2 separate regions of the Homo sapiens genome follow, and region 1 is linked to region 2. A link is a loop called in an ENCODE intact Hi-C map of the cell type or tissue named here. Cell type or tissue: ascending aorta. All regions are shown on one strand. Each heading gives the region's core, and the rest is flanking DNA. Links, peaks and the distances in the headings are about the cores only.

Region 1 (8,364 bases), core at 285-8,284, 370 kb after region 2:
AGATCAACTGGGTTCCAATTTCAGCTTTGTCTAGGATTTATGTCATCGGGTGTGTCACATTACTGTCTGTGCCTCAGTTTCCTCATACATGAATTAGGTAAAATAATAGTGATTTACTTATGCTATTGTGTGAATTAAGTGAGTTAACATATATATGTGCTTAGAGAAGTACCTATGGCAACTACAATATAATAGTACTATTCTGCATCAGGTAGAATGGGTGCTCAAGATAGAAATTAATATTAAATAGTATATTTTTCCACACTTAAGTTTGGGGCCTATTAAATGCATAAATGTTACAGTAATACATTACTATTAAAGAATTTTAGAGATAAAACTTAAAGATAATTTAGTTCTAGATTTATTTGTAGAGATAAGGATAATGATATTTTAAAAGGTCAAATAATTTGCCCATGGTCATGTAGCTAATACATTTCATAACTGAGATATAAACTCCATACAAAGCATTTTCTCATTCAGTGTGCCAGGTACTGTGCTACATGTTGGAGGCACCTACAGGCCCCAATCTCACAGAGCTTACAATATACCAGGAAATATACCAGAAAAGAAAGGGACATGTTATGATAGAAGAAATACATGGTGCTGTATTTCTAGGAGCCAAGCAAAGCTCTTTAAAATAGTAACCTGAAGCCAAAATCTAAATGAAGAGTGGGATTTATACAGATGAAGGGATGGGGTTAGAATACTCAAGGACAAGGGAGAGCTATAAAGGTGGCCCCAGAGTTGCAAAACAATATGACTTGTTTAAGGAGTTGATATCAATTCAGTATGCTTTAGCAAAGACTGCAAAAGGAAGGAGTGAACAGGAAGCAGTAATAGAACAAGAATCTTAAGTAGTTTTGTAAATTATGATGAGGAATTTGGACTTAATGTTAAAGACAGTAAAAAAAAAAATCTGTTTAGTTAAACAGATAATTAAAGATAGAAAATTTCCTTTTTAAAAAGATCTTTCTAAATATAGGAGGTAAAGAGACTGTTCGGGGAAGATTAGAGTCAGGGAGACCATTTAAAGTAGTTGTTGCATCCAAGAAAAAAAACCAGGTCTTCTGCCTTAATATTCTTTGTTCTTCTAAATGTCATCTTTGTTGGAAAACACATAAAGCAGAGCTGGGAAAATAAAGATAGGGAATAAAAACGATTCTTGCTATCCTTAAGTCATCTTAAACCCTTTTCATATCGATCACAGATTGTTAGAGAAAGAAACAACCTTAAGGAAACCAACCTCGGATTTTATAGAGTGGCCCTGTGTCTTGTTCATGGCCTAGTAAATGGCAGAGTCAGAACTAAATCTCAGGTCTGACCTGCTGGCCCAGTGCCTTCTGCTGCACGAGCCTGGAACAATCCTTCTGGAATGAAGGTCAGAGCCACAGCAGTAAGTAAGAGGCTGAGAGGCCTGGAATCCTCAGCGGACTGTCCTGAGGAGAGAGACTCCAACCAGACCTCAGTGTCCCAGCAGCCTGGGTCAGCAGGAGCGCTGTTGTCAAATAAGAACAGGCTGCTCTGGCGGTTTGTGCTGTGTTTTGAAATACATTGTTTTTCCCCTCTCAGAAAAATTATCAGTTAAAATTAGTTTAAGATTCAAACTCAGTGAATAAGGTATTTCAGTTCGGTATGGAAAGTAGTCTAACGGTACATTATTAGAAAATTGTAATAAGCAGCTAATTGCTTTCAGCAATCTAATTGTTAGGCTACCCTGATGGTTAGAAAAAACATTTTATATTAGGCTGAAACCTTCCTGCAATTTCTACGGACTGGCCTGATTGTTCCCAAACTGCTTCAGATGCATCTTACAAGTAAATAGGAGAGAAATAATAAAGCCTTACCCCTCTGGAGCTTCAGACAGCAAGACATGAAGTATTTTCCTGTTAAATTAAAAATACGTGGGGTCAAGCCTGGGCTTGGGGAAAGAACTCGGTTAATTCAATTCACTTTAGGATTCAAATCTTAGATTTAAAATAATTCAGTTCTCTAGTAGAACCTATGTGTAAGAGATAGACAGCAAAGGGATTAAGTGCCCTAGAATTCAAGAAAACAGACTCAGAGTCGAGGCCCAGAGACACAAAGCATTACCACCACCCAGCACCTGCTCCATTGCAACCCTGGATTCTCTGCAGTTTGGGTGTTTGATTTTTTTGTTTTGCAAAGAGCAAGTCACTAGCAGCCAGGGTCTGTTGGGCAATTCCTAAGAATGGTTTTGGCATGCTGGTGACTGACACAAACAATTCTAATATACTCTAGAGCTCCATTAAATTCAAAGCTTGGAAATTCACTAAAACCCACCACTTTCACTCAGCTCCCAGCTTCTACCCCAGCTCCTGCTCATCACTGCAGCTGGTAAATCTTCTTTAGGTCTGAATGTCAAGGGAATAGATCCAAATCTAGGAATTGCATCTACTTCCTCCTTTCCAGACCATGCAGGCTTGAGATTCCTATTAGAAGAATATCAAAATCTAAAATAATCCCAACCACCTGTCATATAAAAAGGAAGAGATTTATTATGTTTAAACAAAGGGCTATTTTATTTAATTTACTTTTTACAACAAATTTCTTAAGGCTGGTCAAGTGAAGCAGTGGGAGTGGAGCAGGAACAAGAAAATCTGTAACTGGTTGGGACCAATTAGCTATAAACACTATTGCACTCAGACCAGCCAAACAAAGGACTATCTATTATAGCTGAATACTAAATGTGTCAAAAGAGGTAGGTCTCACCTGGTGGTGGCTTTGGACTGTGAACATCAGTACAAAGTTTTAATTCAAAAAACAAAATCATTTGTTTGTAATAATTACTGGGCTCAGCGTTCAGTCTTCAGGATTTAGCCAAGATAAAGGATTTCAGAGACTGGTGCTTATTGGTGGAATAACAAGGCATCTATAATCCCTGACCATAGCTTCAAGAGCTCAGTTGGACAGTTTTATAGCTTGTACAGAAATAAAATAGTGACCTCAAAATAATCACAGGCTATTTATTGGTTGGTCTAAATATGTGACATAATTATTTCTCCAACCAAGAGCAAACTGGAGGAGGTTGACCGAGTCCGCTACTGGCCAACAGTCTTTCTAGGACAGGCTATTACCATTTGTCATATCTCCCAGAATCACAACTGGGCAGGAGAGAGAAATTAAGATAATCTGAGAGAAGTTAAGATAAACTAAAGGTAGAAACATTTGGGAGTAACAGAGCATCTCTGTTTTTTGTATTTTGCTAAGGTATTTCCCTGGAACCTCTTTGGATTGAGAACCAAGGCTGTTTTTATAATGTTAAAATCAGAGTGTTAGGATTTAAAATAGCCCATGCTAGACTTTGTGTATGTGTGCACACATGTGTGTTGCATGCACACATGAACGTACATGTTCATACATTTACACATTGTGCTTTAGAAACAGGCTTTTTGATAGCTGCAAGGTGTTTCTTATTTCTGGGGAAAAGAACATCAAGTTCCTTCTCAGTCGACCCCAGGAAATACCATTTCAGATCAATTCAGGGAAAACACTATGATTAGGTTTAGCCGACAGCTCCTCAGGGAGCAACCGCATCCATCATCTTCTAGCCAAATAGTTGTAGAGGATTACTGTTTCCAATTTTTCACTCCCTCTTTGCTATTGAATAATACTTAACACTCTCTTTGCCAGTGACTTTGCTGAAGCTTCCATTAGAGTAAGCCAACATGACTTGGCTATGAGATTTGCTTTAGCTAATCAAACATTAATGGCTGTAATAAGAGCAGAGGCTTTAAACATGCTTACATAACTTGGCTTGGCTCCTATCATGTCTGCCATCATGATGAGAAAACCATGTCCCTAATAGTAGCTCATTCCAGAATGACACATTTGCAGCAGAACTGAGCCCAACCAACAATCTACAGTCAAGCCCCACAGGAGCCCAGCCAACTCACAGACTCATGAGCCACAAAAATAAATGACTACTGTTGTAAACTTGTAACAGCCTGTAAGCTATTTTAAAGTTATTTGTTACATCCATTTATTGCTGCAATAGCTGACTAATATATGAGATAATTCAGAATGAAAATGAACAGTATCAATAAAGCAGGCTAAGAAATACAAGTTTAAAAGGTATATATGTCCACACAAACAAGTAAATTAGATAGAAATGATCCTCATATTTTCTAACAAGACTACCTAAGAGCTCAAATAGTCCATTAAATTGTTTGCATCTTTTTATTTTACCTATTTCTCTAATTAAGAGATGTGGGATAAAATGTGAAAGAAAACCAAATTAGTTAAAAACAAAAAAACTCCATTAAATTGTTTGCATCTTTTTATTTTACCTATTTCTCTAATCAAGAGATGTGGGATAAAATGTGAAAGAAAACCAAATTAGTTAAAAAAAAAAAAATCAAAACTCCAGGTTCTTCAGTCTGGCCACAAATAAATGTTGGCTGAAATTACTAGATTCAATCCTGTTCTAAAACCTCTTATTAAAAAGTAAATTGTTTTCTCAAAACTAGTCAACCTTTGATGAAAATATGACAAGTTATTAGAGAAAATGTACTTTTAATTGTTTCTATAATAGTTGTGATGATAGGTGGTTTAATGGAAGGGTAAAGACAGAGAGTAGTCCTTACCTCTGTCTAATAACTCACTGAGTCCTTTCTCATCTCAAGAAAATCTATTAAGTTACTGAGTTGACACATCTAAAATGACCAGTTTAATCATTTTAGACAATTCAGTATCAATGAGAAATTTTCCAAGATAAATTCAGTGGCAGAAAACAGTATTGAATGTTAAGGCAATTGAAATGTCCACATCATAGATTGATTACAACCTCTTGGGGCCAGAAAAAGAAAAATTAAAGAGACCCCTCTGTCTTTACCATGTCTTGAGGCCTCTCAAGCACAGAGATCCAGGACTCTCTCCTGGGACACTGCATATGAGCTCACCCAATAGTTAATCAGACAGAGGCCAAGCCAAGTATTGGGCAACTAATGGGCACCACCCAGTGCTTCTCAGATTACAGGTGCCCTACCTCCTCAGACCACTTTCCCAGCATCAAACTCCTGAACTCTTATGGAATCCAGCAACCTATGTTTTTCCTCATTCTCCACTTCTCTAGCCCCTTTTTGTCTCCAGAAAATTCTACCCATTCTCTAGAGTCACTCATTTTCATTAGCTTATTTTAGAAATCTACTTTGCTTTGAGTTCTTTTGACAATGGATCTTAATGGTCCATTAGAACCCAGCGCAGGAATAAAGCCTACAATAATCCTGCAAGGGCTGCAAAGAAAAAAAAATACATTTAAGTTTCTACATTAAAATAGTCTGACTCTCCATATCCTGCCAAAGGTATTTGAGGGTCATTTAAAATACATAACAAACATAAGAGGTAGGTATTTTCATATATATTTTTTCATCAAAGAAATGGATATTCAGAGAGGTTAAATAACTTACCCAAGTATATACAACTAGTAAATGGTGATCCTGGAATTTGAACAAGACTTTTTTTTAATAAAAGCTTATATCAAATCGGTCCATTATTTTATGAGTAAAGAAGATTAGGCTGGAAGTGAAAGGTCAATAGCTGATTTGTAACCTTTCTTCTAACCTCAAGAACACCTAAGGGTTTGATCTTTGATTGAATTTTCCTGTTGGGGAGACCCCAGATCTGGTACTTCTCTTAACTGAGACTGTCTACACTCACCCACCCATCTTTTGAGACCACATGCATCCAAAGTGACATTTGCTAGTTGTACCTTTAAGGTACAAGACCTCTGTATGTTATGGCCATATATGCTGCATTGCTGCCTATCCTATATCCTTTCTAAAGCTAAGCAAACTTAGTTATAGATAAATTCTATGGTACCTTGTGAGTTTGTTAATCTGAGCTCAATACCTTGCTGCTGGTTGGGTGCAGTGAATCTGGCAGAGGCCAGAGGCTGATTTTTTACACAGCTAGCTCACTGCATAATTTTAATGAAAACACAGCCTCATGCCTTCTAATTCAATGTGCTCTTCACTACAGTGTCATTATTCAGTTTATTAACCTCCATTAACTTCAAAGTAGCAAAAACATGCATTTTTATCAGATAAAGTTACGTGTATATCCACTTTCTATTCAACCTTCAAGACCTGTCAAGTCATGCCCTTTTTCAAGAGGATTTCACAAAATATTCTGTAATGCACACACCATTCCACTCTTCCTGACCTCCCATATCATGTGTCTTCTATTTGAGGCATTTGGACATCTAGTTATCTTTGGCCTTAACATTGTTCTCCTCTTATTCTATGTGTTGTTCCTTCTTCCTCCACCAATTAAAGAGGGAGGTCTTCAAGGGCAAGAAATATAACGTATTTCTTAAACCATTTTGAAAAAAACCCAGCCTGGCACTCAACATTTAACAAGTACTCAATACGGATTTCTTAAATGAATGAACCACAATCAAGATTTTTAAACTTGTGATGGAATATATTCAGACATCTATAATTTAAATACCTTTTCAATTTAAATCCAATGATGTAAAGGTCTAATTAAATTGAATTCTTGTTGGACATATTCTCAAGTAGAAACATTTAATCCTAAGAAGAAAGGTCCAGGCACTTCTATTAGACAAATTATTAGATAAATAATAGAGCCAAAAAGTAGGTTTCTTATCACCAATTTACAAAGCATTTTAATTTATTTTCTATTGTTTTTAAAATTTTTATTTTTAATATTCATGGGTATGTAGTAGGTGTAAATATTTATGGGGTACTGCATATTAATTTCTACTTGGCTACATCCTATCATAGGATGAAGTTAAGAAATCTGTTTTTCTCCAAAACCAAAAAAATTTATCATTTTCTTCCTTTTTTTTAAAAATGGAGCTAAATTCAATATGTTTATTGATTGTTAACCACTTACAATACACACTTTATACAACAAACCGTCTTTACTTGCAACCAGCATCTCTGACGTCTTCACATCTCTGAAGTGGGTGCATGTTAAAGCAATGAACTTTTGCAAAGCAAGCCTCAAGAACACTGATTTTTCCTGAAATAAAAGGTTGTTTTTTTTAATGGAGTAGCTTTTTTCCCCTAAATAAGCTATTATTATTTAGTGCTAGGCTAAACATTTAGCTAAGAAAAATTCCCCCCCACCGTTTTTTTTTTTTTTTTTTTTTTTTTTTGAGACAGAGTCTCCCTCTGTTGCCCAGGCTGGAGTTCAGTGGCATGATCTTGGCTCACTGAAGCCTCTGCCTTCTGGCTTCAAGCGATTCACCTGCCTCAGCCTCCCAAGTAGCTGGGATTACAGGTGTGTACCACCACGCCCAGCTAATTTTTGTATTTTTAGTGGAGAGGGGGTCTTACCATGTTGGCCAAGCTGGTCTTTAACTCCTGACCTCAGGTGATCTGCCTGCCTCGGCCTCCCAAAGTGCTGGGATTACAGGCGTGAGCCACCATGCCAGGCTGATTCTTTATAATTTCTAACACCAAGTCTATAGAATCCATTTGTAACCTATACAGAAAGTGGCTAGGAAAGAGAAATAGCTGTATATTTTTAGTGTTCTCATGTATAAAGTCACACTGAAGCAACAAGGCAATTTCACTGCCATTACAGAAAATTACTAAAACTGTCTCTATTTGCTACTTGAGAAGTACTGGAAGAGATGTAACTTGCATAGTATATCCGTAACCTAAGTTTTCTTATGCATGAACTTGGAAATGGTCATTTCCTAGAAATGGTATTTCTATCAACCACTTGAACGAATACTAAGGGATTCTTCTGGGAAAATTAATTAAATAAATATGGGTGAATCTTTTGTTAATATAAGGATGTTAAACAGAATCAAAATACAATAAAACCAAAATTAAAAGGGTTAAACTCCTAACACTGTTAATGACCTAGAAAGGTGTCCTTCAAAAGTATTTCAAGAGACACTTGTACCTCAATCATGTGATATGGTAATTAAAAATTAATAGTGTGATACCTGTCAAGCAGAAGAGAGGAAGCTACATGTTTAAAAGTAAACAATGATAAACACAAGAAACGATCTCATTTGTAATAGCACTAAAAGGAATAAGATACATAAGAATAAACTTAACCAAGAAGGTGAAATACTTGTATACTGAAAACTACACAACACTGATGAACGAAATCAAGGCCAGGAGCAGTGGCTCATGCCTGTAATCACAGCACTTTGGGAGGCCAAGGCAGGCAGATCACCAGAGGCCAGGGGTTTGAGACCAGCCTGGCCAACATGGCGAAACCCCATCTCTACTAAAAATACAAAAATTAACCAGGCATAGTGGCAGGTGCCTGTAATCCCAGCTACTCAGGAGGCTGAGGCTGAAGAATCATTTGAACCCAGGAGGCGGAGGTTGCAGTGAGCTGATATTACACCACTGCCCT
Region 2 (8,364 bases), core at 301-8,300:
GACATGTTCAAAATACTTTAATTCTAAAATCAAGCTTTTAATACTCTGAATTTTTATGATCCATATGACTTTTGCTGTCATAATTATTTATGTTTTACTGCATACATCTATGTATATACTGTATATATATATAGGTAGATAGGTAAGGAGATGATAAATTGATAGATACATAGAGATTATTTGCTTTCCCTAGACATCTCCAAAAATCCACATATCCTTTCCATGTCTTGCAAACCATTCTCAGAGTAGGATTAATGAGAAACTAATGAAGTTCAGCTTTATGTACCCTAACTTGCAGGAGCTGTTATGAGTATTGTGAGTTGCCATAGGGTTACTGGAGCTTACTGCTTTGAGAGTTTTCAGGTAATAGCAAAGAGAGATGGAGCCCTAGTGGAGCTCAGTGTACTTCCTGAATTGAGGCAACGGAGCTGAGAATGTGTGGACACCAAGGGGCTAGAGCTCTCAGGGCAGAGTACCAGAGAAGAAAAAGCTACACAGACAGGAAAGGGAAGCAACATCTTAAAAGCCCCAAATTGAAAAAGAAATGACAAGAAAAACCTGTCAATCTAGAATGTCTTGCCAAATTACTACCATTGGTTATTTTACCATCAGTGCCAATGAAGCCTCACAAATTCTAGGTAGTATTGTTCTTCACTTTGCCCATTTGATGGGCAAAAAATATTATTTCATCTTAATTGCATTCAACTGATTTAGGGAGATGTAGAACATTCTGCCTAAGTATATTGGCCATTTATATTTTTTTCTTCTGGGACTGTCAAAAAAGAATTTTAGAACAGACAATTTGTAAACACAGGCAGGCATAATGGAAATCTGTCTTTATGTTGTGAGACCCCCTAGCCACAGCGTTGAGTTTGAGAAGCTGAATTCCTTTGAGGGGATCCTATAAATAACAAGGCAAGGCATCAAAAACATCGAGGTGCTGGGCATATTTTACATATATATCCCTATATATATTTAAAATTTTGACAACAGAAATTTTGAAAACATAATGTATGTATATATAATGTTGGGCAAAAAGAACAGAGTAGACCTCTTTCTGTTATCAAAATTCCTATGAGAATTTTAGCTCAAAATAAAGTATATTTGAGCCACAATAAGTGAGGCAAAAAGCCATAGATGTCACGGTAAAAGACAAAGCCTTGCACTCAAGTTTCTAGCACTGTGCTTGACATATACTAAATGTTGAATAAATATGTGATGAATGAATGACTGAATGAATAAGCAACTGAATAGTTTAAAACAAATGTGTCTAAATGGTCTTCCCCAGTAATATTTTTTCTGCTAAAATCCTTATCGTGTAATTTCTTACCTATCTGCTGAAATGTAAACTCCCAACAAGATGCTGCTAGATGCTTCAGATTCTAGCAGAGAATCTAGATCACATTGAACATCAAATACATATTTATTAAATGAGCAAATGAATGAAGGGAATAATGAAGAAATGAAAGAATAAAATATGATAAAATATTTTATGTACTAGAGTTCACAACAAGTTATCTCTTCCACATTTCTTATATAGAGACACGTTTATCACTTCAACAGCACTTTATGGCTAAGTACAATGGCTCATGTCAGTAATCCCAGCACTTTGAGAGGCCAAGGCAGGAGAATTGCTTGAGGCCAGGAGTTCAAGACCAGCATGGGCAACATAGTAAGACCCTGTCTCTACAAAAAAAAAAAAAAAAAAAAAAAAAAAAAAAAAAAATTAACTGGGCATGGTGGCACACATCTGTCATCCTAGCTACTCAGGAGCCTGAAACAGGAAGATTGCTGCAGTGAGCCATGATTGGGACCACTTCACTCCAGCCTGGGCAACAGAGACCTTGTCTCAAAAATGCCAAAGAAAGGACAACAGAAAAAAAAACAAAACAAAAAACACACAGCATTTTATTCCCTAACTGAAGATTAGCTCTGAGACTTAGATATTGCCTGAATTTGTGCATTGTAGAACAAATATAATAGAGCTCTGGAATTATGTTCTTTATAATTTAGAGAAGAATGCAATTTTCTCTCTTTTTTCTGTTTCTAAACTGTTCCTGAATATCATTTCTTAAACTACACATCAAATTATGACTTCATGTTGCAAGTAAAATCAGTACTTTCTGATTAAAAGGCAGAATTTGGTCTGGAGGAATCAGAATTTATATAACTTATCAAAAAATGGCAATATATTAATTTAAATTTGCTTTTTTTCTAGTTTAGCAGTTGTTAGTTTTGCCCCAGCATTAAAACATAAGAATGATTCCAAAAGTCTTGTTTTTCCTGCCACAGTCTTATGTGGTCTGGTCTTCCATCACTAATTGACACTGAACACCTAATATGGCAATTTAGTACATGCCTCAAGAAGTTGTGAATTTTATTGTAATTTTAGATTGAGTTTTACAATAAAATATAAATTTTTTTAACAGGAGACAAGTCATTCAAAAATAGTTTTATTTATTCCCATGTGATCTACCTTACAAATCTTGTCTGGAGTTTTGCTGCTGAGTCCTAAGTGACAGAAAATAGTAATTGCAAAAAAAAAAAAAAAAAAAGAAGATAAACAAAACAGAGATATTTTAAAAGAAGATTTGTAACTGCATATCAGAATTAAACTTGTCACTACTTTGGATTGGATTGTTTATTATCTTTTAAAATCAAATTAATTTTGTTTTCTTAAATCCTCTAAAAATGTTCACTGAGTTTTCTGGTCTTTTCTAAATTGAAGCTATGGAACATTCTTTAATGTAAAATATAAGATTTAAATATTTTGACTTGTACTTGTTTTAACAGCATTTCCTCCATGTTTAGAGAGCTCTTTTTAGAGTCCAGTTTTTTCCTGTTTTATAACGTTAAGTGAACACAGAATTTTACAACTGTAGTTTTGATAAAGACAGTTTCACTTTCCTCTGCTTAAAAAAATCACAGACATGTATTCATCTCATCAGGAGAAAAACATCAATAATGCTATTTTTTTTAACTTGAGCTCTCTGGTATTAGTAGGTGTTGCATTTAAGAAAAATAATGCGTTTTCAAATAACACATAAGTTTCACTGCTATTATTTTTCTATTTCTTTAAACATTTTAAAACTTGTTTCAAATACCAATATTTAAATGTCATTTTATAAAATTAAGCAATAGCCTTAATTATCACTTAACTTTACTGGCCAATTATTGAAATGCCTTGCTTTTTAAGAATAATTCAACATAAGATTTTCTATGTTCCCAATCTGAAAACCCCTGAAATTTCTGGTCATACATGTAGCAGACCTTTCAAACAGAGTAAAAGAATATATCTTGCTCTTCAATCTTGATGACATTTTATTATTGTCTGTGGCTTCTGGAGTGGAGACATAATAGAGGAAAATGGGAACTATCTGTCAAAAGGTATGAAGAATTGCTAGAAGTCATTTTGTTTGTTAAAGGCCAATACAAAGTTGTAGGGCTTGGTAAATAAAATAGGCCCAGATATTGTATCAAATCACACATTACTTTATGCTTGTAAAAAAATAAATCAATATTTGTGAGAAAGTCTTATATTACTACCATCTTAAATGAATACTTATGTATAAGGGATATAAACAAGAGGCTTCACTTTTTCTCTACATTGAAGTTGGTCTTTTCTCCAATTTTGAGAGATATTTATGTTTAAAATGTGAATGTCTTTTTTTTTCTTCTTTTATTTATGTTGTAGGAGAAAACTTAGTAAATATCTTTAGATGATTCTTCAGAGTAATTCATTAGCATTTTCCTAGGTAGAAAAAGAGGGGCTGGAGGATTAGGACCAAACTCAGTCATCTCCACAATTGCTGTTACCACGTTCAAATCACTTGTGCACAGATCCACATTATCAGGCTTAGAAGGGTCAGAGGAATGGACAGAGTTTTGGTCATTTTGTTACCTTGTATAGATGTATCCACAGGCTCCAGAGCTCTGTGCTATTTGTGTGAGCTTCTCATTTTGTATGGAGGCATATTTCCTGGCCAGAGGTGACTAAATCACATATTGTCATCTTCAGTGAACTTGTGTTAGTCATTCACCACCCCTTTTCTCACTTGCCATTTATGTTACCAGAACAAGCATGCTTTGTAAGCCTCATCCAAATTCTGTTTTATTTTTGGATGTGCTTTAAAAAGAAAAATGCTTGGCTAAAGAGTCATTGGAGTGAGGATATATTTTAATCTTTATATGTGGAGAACTTCTCCATTGAACTCTCTAAGCTGTTCAGATGAGATCACTAACGTTTCCATATTAAGAAATTTTCCAAATAATCTAGCATTCTGAATCCAAAAATGGCTTAAAATAAATGTTTGCAAGGAAAATAGAGGTGAGATATATAAATGCTGGCTTAAATAAGACAAGGGAAAGCTTTTGTAAAAGAACACCTTGTCCTGAAAATTATAAGGTCTGACAATTCATTGTTTCATTTTATCTTTCATTGCTGCTAAGTGTTTCTGGTGTTTTCCGTCTCCAGCATTTTCCACTGACACTGGTGGTCATATGATAAAAAGATTGTTTTTGAGGACTTCAATATTGCCTGATGGATTATAGCCAACTCTAATGAATATGAGTTCCCAGAGTGATGAGCACAGTGTCGTGTGAAGATTATGGTGTCAGATGGCCTGGTTTTGATCTTGGTCTCTAGCACAAGCTAACTGCATGACCCAGGGCAACTTGCTTAATTGCTAACGTCATAACTAATAAAGTTACCTAAAGCATAGGGTGTTTTGAGGTTGAATGAGATAATGCCATGCTTTTCAACAGTAAACATTCAAATAACATTATTATTGATAAATCTTCAATTTTGCTCTTGCCTGCCTCTAATCTAGGCTTCCCACAGCAGCAGGTGTAACGTTTTAAAAATTAAAACAAATCATGTCACCAGTGTGCTCAAACTCTCCAGGAACCTTCTGTGCCTGTAGAATAAATGCCAAACCCCTTACAAAGACCTTAAAAGGCATGGTGATCTGACTCCAGACTGTCTCTCTGGCCCCATCTCCTAGGGCGTAGTGCTCCAGCCACACGGACCTTCTTGCCCCTCTAGCACACCAAGATCTTCTTGCCATAGGACTTTGCACTATCTCTTCCCTTTCCTTGGAGCACAGGATCTTTGCTGATTCACCCTTTACTTTCCTATAGGCCTCATCTCTAATATAAGAGAAATCTTTCTTAACCACCATATTGCCCGGATTCTTTTCTTCATAGAATTCAACACTATCCAAAATTATCTTCTTTCTCTCTTTTTCTATTTGTCTTTTGCCTCTCTCAGTAGGCTAAAAGGCTGACAGGTACATGGACATTTTCTATGATCCCTAGTGCCACAATATCACTTGATAAATATTTGCTTAATGACTGAATATTACAATTTGACTCAAAGGTGATGTAACTTATGATAATTTGGTCACAACTCACATCAGATTAAAAATTTTTATGGCAAGAGGAGGTGGTTTCCAGGCTAGAACACAATTGTTTTATTTTATTTAAATTTTATAATTTCTCTTTGTCAGGGTTATGCACACCAGGAGAGGGTATTAAAAAAACAAACAAATTATCATATAAGGCTCAAAAACCAAGTTCCAAGTCAAGAAACTATGTGAATATATGTAAAGGTTGTAAGAAGACAGAATTCTGATGAAGAAAAGCCTAGATATAGTGAAAAAGACCTGGTCTCTGAACTTTCCACCTTTTTATAATTACTATTTTCATCCAGAGAGACTCTCTCTCTCTTTTTCTCTCTCTCCTCAATTGTTTTTGCAGATCTGTTGATTAATCCTTTAGGTTCTTATAGTCTTGAACATCTTATCATTTACAACATTGGCATTAAACGGATGACACATTTAAAACTGGAAAACTTGAAGAATGATTAATAGGACACTGTTTTCTAAAGAAATATGAACAGGATGATTAGTTTCTATGCTGTAGCCCTTAACTGTGCTGAACTTTTACAACTCTTAAACCTTATGATGCAAAGACAGAGGGCTGTTGCCACAACCCAGAGAGTTAAATGCATTGGGGAAGGTAGCCAGACCACACCTGTGGCTTTAGGGGGATTCAGCCCACTGGTTACAACCTAGCAAGCAGGGTGCCAGGGAATAAACATCCTATCTCACTTCTTCCACTCTCCAAGCATCTATCCCTGGTGCCTCTAATTGGCCCAAAGGGGAAGTCCATATCAGTAATACACCCCACACTTTTCCCAACAGGGAAGCACCCAGTTTGGGAACAGTGGATTTGAAGGTACAGAAAGAAGACCTTCAGGACATCTTCTCCTCTATAGTTTGTGACTCATCTTTAACATATTTGAAATGATACCAAACTCTGACAAAACCTTTGCTATTTAAGCCCCTCTTGAATTACCCTTGTGCTCTGAATACTACACATTCAAGGTCGTGTGCTTCTCTAAACTTTCCATTCCTCACTCTCCAGGTTGTCATTGCCACTTCCTGATAGGTTTTGTTCTTTCTGCCAAAATATATGCTAACCTCAAACCAGAAAGAATAAATAAGCAAAAAGTGCAGTAAATCCTAAATGGCTTCTACTTTTTCTCTTTTTTCCCCAAACTCTTAAGGGAAGAAATCTATTGCCTCTCCTCCTATTTTCTTATTCTTATTCTCTTCTACACTTTGACAATTTAACATTTGCTCATTAAACTCTCACCCACTAAAATTAGTTTAAGTTCTGTTTAACTCTAAACAAATCATATGATCTTTCCTAATTTTTTCACCCTTTTTTCTCTGTCTCCAAAAGCACTGTAATCCTCTGCATTTTCTTCCACTCTTTCCCTCAGTATTTCCAACTATATTATATGCTTCAATTTTATTCTAACTCTGCATAGTTTTAGCTCTTCTCTCTTTCAAGTGTCCAGTGTATGGCATTACATGATTTCAAATACTTTTATTTACTATTTTACAAGTGAAAACTCTCTCCAATTCTATTAAATAGTTATGTCCTCCTTTATATATCTCAGTTTCACTATTCTTATAGTATCGTGGGAGAAAAACATATTTCACTATTCTCACTTATAAACCAATTGGTGGCCAAGTCCTATTGCATTTTTTATACTCTCTTTACTATCAATTTCCATCATCACCTTATCACCATCTTACCAAATTTAAGCTTTGACATTTTTGCTTGGATTGCTAATGCCAACTAATGTGTTTCCTTGACTCCAAAATCTTCCTGAACCAAACTATCTTTCTCAACACTGGTTAGAAACATCTTATAGCATCATAACCTTAGAAAGAAATTTCCCTAAAGAGAAATTTTCAATGGCACTTCCATTGCATTCTAAACCCTAATACACATAATGATTTCCCCAAGATCTTATAATTGTCCAGTCCATGTTTAATTTTTATGTATTTGACATAAACATTTACAAATAAAAAGTAATATTATAACAGCTAAAATGCAAATATTATTCAGAATTTTGTTAAGTCATTGAGAATGGAATGCAGTTCTCTAATGATTTCATTGTCAGGATTCATTTTCTGAATTTTTGCAAGGTATGTGTGGGAAGGAGGAAAGCACTTAAATCCACATAGATTTATGAAATTTTCAAGTTAAAATATTTTCACTATTGTCCGTAATTAATTTTATGCTCATTATCTTATCCCACATCTGTTTAAGGTAATGGCAAGATGTAACCTTCCAACTAAATTTAGCATTTTAACTGCAAAATTAGATCTTGCTCCTCTTCTATCATGAAAATGTTGACTGAAATAATAGGGAATAACTACAATTTTGATATAAGAACTACGTTCATAAGAGTCTAAAGAATCTAGGAATTCTCATGCAGAATTAATTGTGCGTCTAGAAAAGATTTTAAAATTATTTCAAAATGAGTATAACTACTTAAGAGTAATATTTAGTGGGAGGCTATAAAATAGCATTTGAAACTATGTTAAAAAAAGGGATCTTTGCAATGATAAATACGTGATTTTTATTATTAGAATGACATTTGAAATGCTTAACACTAATATGTGCTTATCATCACAAACAATATTTGAAGTTTCTAATGATGATTTAATGTTGCTACACTGATCTTATATCAAGAATTTGGCTAAAACCCATGTTCATTAGCATTTATAAATAATAAAATCCTTGAAGAATTAAACTTTTCACCTTCCATAATTGTATTTGAAATTGTTCTATGATTCAAAAATACATAGTAATTCAATACAGGATCATAATCTTAAATTATATTTTATAGAAATTATGAGATTAGAATAATGCCAATATACCTTGAACTAGTTGCCTTGTCATCTAGACATAACGAAGATTACCTTCAAAAATACAGTCCATTTAACATGAAGACATATAAAAGGAAGTACTTGTTAATCTAAAACAGTCATTTAGACATGAATG

What was found. Hi-C counts contacts between places; a loop is a spot of excess contacts. Peaks named below come from ENCODE experiments on the same cell type or tissue, not always from the same donor. Only the 100,000 strongest peaks of a DNase experiment are listed, where the experiment ranks them.
Region 1: it touches region 2 in a loop (2.0-fold over the local background); 1 of 110 quality-filtered maps calls a loop at or near these places.

The regions. Positions count from the first base shown.
Region 1 is chr13:60,783,867-60,792,230 of GRCh38, reverse strand. It overlaps the pseudogene RNY3P5. Among named protein-coding and RNA genes, the nearest start is that of LINC00378, 120 kb to the right of the region's middle. In ascending aorta, for the core only: no CTCF peak of the experiment used is centred there; a DNase peak (open chromatin) is centred at 3,890.
Region 2 is chr13:61,158,552-61,166,915 of GRCh38, reverse strand. No RefSeq gene overlaps it. Among named protein-coding and RNA genes, the nearest start is that of MIR3169, 37 kb to the left of the region's middle. In ascending aorta, for the core only: no CTCF peak of the experiment used is centred there; a DNase peak (open chromatin) is centred at 3,955; H3K27ac peaks cover 3,194 bases.